3 separate regions of the Homo sapiens genome follow, and all the other regions are linked to region 3. A link is an interaction called in ENCODE POLR2A ChIA-PET data of the cell type or tissue named here. Cell type or tissue: GM12878. All regions are shown on one strand. Region 1 overlaps BTLA (B and T lymphocyte associated). Region 2 overlaps TBILA (TGF-beta induced lncRNA). Region 3 holds the start of CD200 (CD200 molecule).

The links. Peaks named below come from ENCODE experiments on the same cell type or tissue, not always from the same donor. Only the 100,000 strongest peaks of a DNase experiment are listed, where the experiment ranks them.
Region 1: POLR2A ChIA-PET joins it to region 3 with 15 read pairs; 7 of 35 experiments call an interaction of 5 or more read pairs at or near these places.
Region 2: POLR2A ChIA-PET joins it to region 3 with 10 read pairs; 3 of 35 experiments call an interaction of 5 or more read pairs at or near these places.

What each region holds. Positions count from the first base shown.
Region 1 is chr3:112,496,041-112,498,540 of GRCh38, forward strand. All of the region lies in intron 1 of BTLA (B and T lymphocyte associated), which reads right to left. Among named protein-coding and RNA genes, the nearest start is that of BTLA, 2.2 kb to the right of the region's middle. RefSeq lists an enhancer at 1,896-2,015. In GM12878, no CTCF peak of the experiment used is centred here; no DNase peak of the experiment used is centred here; H3K4me3 peaks cover 2,500 bases; H3K27ac peaks cover 2,500 bases.
Region 2 is chr3:112,134,895-112,137,394 of GRCh38, forward strand. It overlaps TBILA (TGF-beta induced lncRNA), which reads left to right. Exons shown (of 1, transcript NR_157393.1): 1 at 1-465. It also overlaps a transcript of C3orf52 not described here. Among named protein-coding and RNA genes, the nearest start is that of TBILA, 2.7 kb to the left of the region's middle. RefSeq lists enhancers at 1,674-2,193, 2,194-2,500. In GM12878, a CTCF peak has its summit at 2,408 (motif pointing right); DNase peaks (open chromatin) are centred at 17, 1,374 and 2,382; H3K4me3 peaks cover 503 bases; H3K27ac peaks cover 2,500 bases.
Region 3 is chr3:112,331,441-112,333,940 of GRCh38, forward strand. It overlaps CD200 (CD200 molecule), which reads left to right and starts at 1,716. Exons shown (of 6, transcript NM_005944.7): 1 at 1,716-1,784. The coding sequence starts at 1,773. It overlaps LOC105374042 (a long non-coding RNA gene), which reads left to right. Exons shown (of 5, transcript NR_147411.1): 5 at 746-1,314. RefSeq lists enhancers at 1,383-2,340, 2,341-2,500. In GM12878, no CTCF peak of the experiment used is centred here; no DNase peak of the experiment used is centred here; H3K4me3 peaks cover 1,363 bases; H3K27ac peaks cover 1,149 bases.

The DNA.
Region 1 (2,500 bases), 160 kb after region 3:
AACAGTTCCAACTGCCTTTATTCTGCATCATATATGGTGTTGGTGATACCCAGACATTAACTGCAGTGTTCCTGCCTGCCTAAAAGTGGAATCCTTGGTTGATCCTCAACTGAACTAGGGTCTAGGGCAGCCTCAGACAAATGGTCCAGGATGACAGGGCAGGCAATGGACAGAGACACTTCCACTTGCAGTCTAGATCTTGCCAGCATGATCTGCCCATGAAGGGAAGATATTGACATTTTTATTACTTCTATCAGGACAGAAACTGTATGCCACACACTGAGGGGCAAGTTTCTCTAATTTTTTAGAGAAACACAAAAAGTAAGCAAGCATACTTTTGTAATAAAGAAGGACCTTAAACAGGAAGTTTGTAGAGAACATTACATTTTTTCCAGCCTTATTATATATGCAGCCTCACTCCTAGGAACAAGGACACGGATCTCACATTGCTTTGAAGTAGGGGGAAAAAATCTTCAAAGGCTATCTTTAAACACTGAAAATGTATTACTGTAAAGAACTCAGCAATTAAGTAAATCACAGGAAATCCCCAAGATATAAGGTATTTAATGTGGTTTTAAGAAATGGAGCCATCAGCTCTGCCTGGGAGAACAAATTTCACCAAATGTTCCTTCTCTTAACCTATAGCTTTAATTTAATGCAACTGCTGCTGCAATCCATTATATCAACTGGTATATATCTGACCAGTACTTCACTCAAGTCTTTCCCTTTTTTTTTTGAGTGCAGTGGTGTGATCTCAGCTCACTGCAACCTCTGCCTCCTGGGTTCAAGCTATTCTCCTGTCTCGGCCTCCCGAGTAGCTGGGACTACAGGCACCTCCCAACACACCCAGCAAATTTTTATATTTTTAGTAGAGACGGGGTTTCACCATGTTGACCAGTCTGGTCTTAAACTCCTGACCTCAGGTGATCTGCCCGTCTTGGCTTCCCAAAGTGCTGAGACTAAAGGCTAGGGCCATGGCTCCCAGCCATATTTCATTTTCTGAATAATTTGATTCACTATATTTTGGGCTAAATATATTGCAAAATATATTGTACTTATTTATTTTATTTTTAACTTTAAAAACTCAACTATTTTAAATAATAATGTTAAAACATAATTCTCATTTAATTACATAGAGGTTGCATGGTGAAAATAATTTAGGAAAAATACCACTAACATTTACTGAGCTTTAAATACGTGCACTTACTATGCGAGGCACTTTACCCATATTATTGCATCTACAGTCTTCACAGCAGCCCCATAATTTAGGTACAATTATTACCTGTATTGTACAAATGAGGAAACTAAAGAGAAGAGAAGAGACTTAATCAATGCCATACAGTAAGTGGCAGAGCCAGTAAATTAACCCAGTTCTAACAGCCAAGTTCACTTTTGCAAATGCTAGGTTGCACATTGGGAGAAATAAAGGTCTTACCCCACCATCAATGTGGTTTAGCACTGAAACTCATTGTTCTTAATTTCATAGAGAGTAGTTTATGTATCCTTCAAATGGGGAAGAAATCTATTTAATAATATTTGACTCCAGTTGTAGCTATGTGACTGTAGGCATCTGATGGAAGGTGGAAAATTCAGTCAACCATCTAAGCACCTAGTTGACTTAATACTAGATACTTACAAACATAAAGATGTTTGAGTAACTAAGGACTTTTTTACTTTGCACTTGGTTGTGTGGCATCCTGGCATCATAGAGACATATTCCAAACTACACAGTTTAAAATTATAGATAGACTTTCCATAGAACCTCAGTGGCCAGATTTTCTAATTTAAAATTGCAGTAGCCAAACTGATAAATGTGTGCTTGTAGGGAATAATAAGACAGAATATTTAAAACCTGAAAAATCACTGGGCATGGTGGCTCATACCTGTAATCCTAGCACTTTGGGAGGCTGAGGCAGGTGGATCACTTGAGGTCAGGAGCTCCAGACCAGCCTGCCCAACATGCATTGCATCCATAGCTTGGCTGACTTTCTTAAAAAACAGGTTGATGGCAAGAAAAGAGAACTGAGTAGATGTTATAAATAGTTAAGTACAAATCTATCACTACTTCTTGCGAAAATGCTCAGGCTGCCACACTGATGATGAATAGATAGCTCGTTCTTCCCAAACTGAGTGCAGTAGAGTGTTGCAGTGCTCAGTTGGGTAGGACAGATGTTGGATAATTGGGGTTATCCAACATCTCTACTAAAAATACAAAAATTAGCTGTGCGTGGTGGAAGGTGCCTGTAATCCCAGCTACTAGGGACGCTGAGGCAGGAGAATAAATTGAACCCGGGAGGAAGAAGAATCGATTGAACCCGGGAGGCAGAGGATGCAGTGAGGCGGGATCACGCCATTGCACTCCAGCCTGGGTGACGAGAGCAAAACTCTTGTCTCAAAAAAATAAAAAAATAAAACCTGAAAAATCAGAAGCTTCTGATGAGCCACTCATAGGCTTTTCCTCTTGATAATATGTGGGTTCCTATGCAATATAAGGTAGGAA
Region 2 (2,500 bases), 200 kb before region 3:
ACCTTCTGTGACATTAGAGATAAGGTGAAACCACAGGAACAGAAAACATATTAGTGTTGCCAGGAGCAAAAGGTGGGGGAGGTGTTGACTTTCAAAGCACAGGAGGAAATTTTTTGTTGTTGTTCTTTATCTTGATTGTGTTAGTGCCCACATGACTGTATGCATTTCTCATAATTCACAGAACTGTATACTAATAAGGGTGCACTTCACTGCACATAAATGAATCTCAACAGACAAAAGGTTAAAAAAGAAAGAAATCTCGGGACAGGAATCATGGATTTTTGTATTATCCTTGTATTTGATGGTTGTTTCCAGTTTGGTCACTCATCTGTTTGTTCATTCCTTTAACAAGTATGTGTCGAGTGCCTACTATGTGCTGGGCACTGTAGGTTCAATGGTAAGAAAAGCAGATACAGGACTGCTCTTGTGAAGTTCCTTGAAAGAAATAAAACAAAGTGCAAAATATTTTATTGCTTGTCCTTGAGTAATGTAAAGGTCATATCTAAAACAGGCAGGAGAAGGATGGGGAGTGGGCTTAGAAGAAACAATTTCAGAGAAACTAGGGTACTAGCTGTGCAACCCCAGATTCATCTCACATCATTCTTATCCTTATGGCTGCTCTCCAAACTTCCTTTTGGCTCTGTGAGGGATTTCCAGGAGCACCTTATTAAAAATGGAAGATTTTATTATAAAAGATAAGCCATTATTGATCATTCACTTTTCTAAAAAAACACAAATGTGAGAATAAAATAAAAACACACAAGACTCACTAGCCCCTGCAAGACAGAAAGCAGCCCTGGACAGAGAGCCTCCTTATTATATACCTAATGCCTGAACTCACACATTCTAGGGTTTCATGTTTTGTTACCTCTTGCAAAGGATAGGAAACTGGCTAGAAAATTCATGTAAAGGAAGGTCACAACTTTAAAGCTATCTGACGCTAATGACTTGTATAATCTAGTTTGCAGCTCTGAGAGACAATATCAAATAAGCATTGTCAAATACTACTCCCACCTAACCTTTGCTGTCATTGTTCTTTGAAATTATCTTTGGGATTGGTTATGTTCTCTCACTGTAGCTTTCGTTTATCTCAGAGCACACACCCTAATGTCCATGTGCAGTCTCCATGCTCAAGTATTCCAGAATACAATTTTCTGGAGTCTAACTTCAGTTGACACCTGACTCCAAATTGCAAATCTACCTCCAACCAAAAAGAAATGAGAAATTAGTTTTTAAGGGCAATTAGCAAATATATTACAAAAATAATTTCAGATAAACGCTATGTGACAAATGGTGCTGTCAAGTCCTCTTATGTGAATACTAGTCATTGTTTGTCTTGAGAAAATGTGTGCAGTGGAGGATATCTTCTTGGCATATAAAAGGGGAAGATTTCTTTCTGTTTTAGTAATCTCTTTAGGGGATTGCCTGTGGTGTGCATTACATTCTGGTTGAATATTCAGAAATAAAAGTGTTTTCTTTCTCTTCTATTTTTGTGGTGAGGTTTTCTGAAATAGCAGGAGATTTTGCTTTTAATTCTATTTCCCCAATAGTAGCTCCATTAATTTTTTTCATGAATCCCTCATGTAATTGACTCTAGGAAAGATGTTAGGGTGGTAAATTTTCTTATTCTGTAAATATTTGAAATTCAGGAAAACCCTCCCATCAATAAATTAAATGAAGCATTGAAGTAAAAAAGAATATTCTTAACAAAGCTTATATTGAAAATCAGGTTTCCACAGCATATAGATCTAAGAAACCTGGGGGTACCCTTGTCTGTTTCTCCTATTCTCCTCTTTCAAAACCATTTCCTTTCCCAGGCTGGATAATTACAATAAAAAATAGAGTATGTGTTCCAAATTATTGAATGCTTCTTCCTTGTGTATGGAAAATCTGGGATGACAACCAGTGGTCTGCCATTTTGTGTACGAGAAAAAGAGGTATGTATGTGTGGGAGTCGGAAGGAATCTTGGTATACTATTATAACTAACCTCTCTCTTCCCTATTACCTTCAGAAAAAAAGAAAAACAATCAATCTAACCTAAAAGTGCCCCTTCCTCAGTGGCCTCAGCACATTTTGCACTACCTAGAGGCTAGCAGCAGGGGACCAGAATGTCTTAGCATTGTGAAAGAGAGACCACATGGACAGGGTGCTTAGCCAGTGAGTAGGGCTATTGTTGACTTCCCACCAGTATGAATGAACAGATCCTAGACCCTAGTTGGGGCAGCCTGAGCAGACACAGCCTGGATGCTGCTCCATGTGTGGCTTAATTAGTTCCACTATTGTCTAAAAGAGTCTTTGAGTCCAGAGAGCCATGGTAGGGTGAGTTGGAAATCAATCTGCCCATTGTAATTTAGGGGAAGGTTAGGAATTGCTTTCAAGCTTCTGTTTTACTCAGGCCGCTAGATGGAGAAGCTGAGCTGTGGAAGTGTTAGCTATCAATCACTTGTGTAAAGTAGCATGAAAGAGCAGGATATTTATAATAGATTTACTGCTGTAAAA
Region 3 (2,500 bases):
TGGTGTTAGAAGTAGGAGAATAGGGGCCGGGCGCGGTGGCTCACGCCTGTAATTCCCACAACTTTGGGAGGCTGAGACGGGCGAATCATGAAGTCAGGAGATCGAGACCATCCTGGCTAAACGGTGAAACCCCGTCTCTACTAAAAATACAAAAAAAATTAGCCGGGCGTGGTGGCGGGCGCCTGTAGTCCCAGCTACTTCGGAGGCTGAGGCAGGAGAATGGCGTGAACCCAGGAGGCAGAGCTTGCAGTGAGCCGAGATCGCGCCACTGCACTCCAGCCTGGACGACAGAGCGAGACTCCGCCCCCGTCTCCCACCGCCCCCCCCCCAAAAAAAGAAGTGGGAGAATAGGTCAGGTGCAGTGGTTCATGCCTGTAATCCCACTGCTTTGGGAGGCAAAGGTAGAAGGAGCATTTGAGGCTAGGAATTTCAGGCCAGCCTGGGCAACACAAGACCCCGTGTCTGGAAAAAAAAAAAAAGCTGGACATAGTGGCTGCACAACTATCATTCTAGCTACTCTAGAGGCTGAGGTGAGAGGATCCCTTGAGCCCAGGAGTGAGTTATGATCGCACCACTGCATTCCAGCTTGGACAACAGAGCGAGACTTTGTCTGTAAAAAGAAGCAAAAACAAAACCCCAAAGCTTTGTCCCAGCTCCTTATGAGAGGGTGGTAGTAGTAAAACACAAAAGCCTTCAGGAGGTGAACACTTGATGATTTCTTTGTCCTTTTTTTTTTTTTTTTAAGAGCCAAGAACTCTGGAACAAGAAGAAGAAGACGAAGGAGGAGGAGGAGGGGGAGGGGGAGGAGGAGAAGGAGAAGGAGGAGAAGGAGAAGGAGAAGGAGACGGAGAAGGAGGAAGAGGAGGAGGAGGGCCGGGCGCAGTGGCTCACGCCTGTAATCCCAGCATTTTGGGAGGCCGAGGCGGGCGGATCACGAGGTCAAGAGACCGAGACCATCCTGGCTAACATGGTGAAACCCCGTCTCTACTAAAAATACAAAAAATTAGCCGGGCATGGTGGCGGGCGTCTGTAGTCCCAGCTACTCGGGAGGCTGAGGCAGGAGAATGGCGGGAACCCGGGAGGCGGAGCTTGTAGTGAGCCAAGATAGCGCCACTGCACTCCAGCCTGGACCACAGAGCGAGACTCCGTCTCAAGAAGAAGAAGAAGGAGAAGAAGGAGAAGGAGAAGGGAAAAAAGAATCCTCATCATTAATGCAAGTGGAAGGAAACTCTTCACCAAAGAATTGATCACATCATGAAAGGTGAAATCATTACGGAATTGCTTAAATATATAATTTGAATCTGGATTTAAAAATAATAAATGTAAGTTTTTTCTTTAAAAAAAAAAAAAAGTCCATTGGTTAAATTCAGCTTGAATCCTTTGCCACTACATCAAGAGCTAACAGGTCAACAACTGATCTCCACAACCTCCCACCTCATTTCCTTTCTCAGTCCAGGTAGCAGGAAAATGGAAAAAAAAAAATGATTTTTTTTTTCCAAACACTTTGTCAGTTTCCCCAGCGGTCACCTTTGAAAAGGGAAAAATGTCTGAAAATAGACAAAGCTGAATATAAACATCATTTAATTCCCCCCACACAGACAGCCTCCGCTCCTGTGAGGGCGTGGGGAAAACGGAGTGGGAGAAGGGGGCTAGCGAGGAGGAAGAGGCGGGAGGTGCGGCAGGGGCACAGGTGACGCTCCTCCCGCCTGCCTAGCAGAGCTCCAGGCGCACATCCGCAGTCAGCCACCTCGCGCGCGCCTCCAGGAGCAAGGATGGAGAGGCTGGTGAGCGGGGCCGGGGCTTGGGAAGGAGGGCGCAGGGCAGGCGATGTTGAGCCGGTGGCCCTGGGGCGGGCGGCGAGTGGAAGGCGCGGAGCTTCGGCTCTTGCCACAATCTGGTCCGGGGACTAGATCAGCGGTGTTGATGGCAGCGCTTTTCTCTAAGCGCTTTCTCTTGCTGAGAAACGGATTTTGCCTTCCAAAGGGTGGTTTACAGGCAGCTGCTGGCGTCCAGATTCTCCATTCCAATTGCCTGAAAAAAAGATGCACCAGGCCGGGGCTCCGGGGGCTCTTGATCCGCGCTGACGAAGCTGGCGCATCCTCCGGGCAGGCTCGGCTCGGCTCACTGGCTCCAGCTCCCAAAACTGGGGAGGCACAGCCTATTTTAAACTGCCCCCAAAAGGGAAAGAGAAATGCTGTATTGGTTCCATATTGGCACCAAAAGCTGCGGCGGAGATACAGATTTCCAGGCTCGCTTTCTCCGGGAGAGCTCCTGCGTCTCCTCTTTGTTATGCAGCCCCTTTCTCCCTCCTAGCCCTTGCCTGGGGGAAGCCATGAAGGATCAGTTAAAGCTGAAGCTACACTTGAGAGAGCTGAAATGCTCTGTGATCATAATGCTTTGAAGGGTTAACCCCGGGTATCTAGAGAAACAGACATTTTGTTTATTCGGAACCAGCTTACAAGACAAAAAACGGAGAAGGTTTTCATATATCCCATTGGTA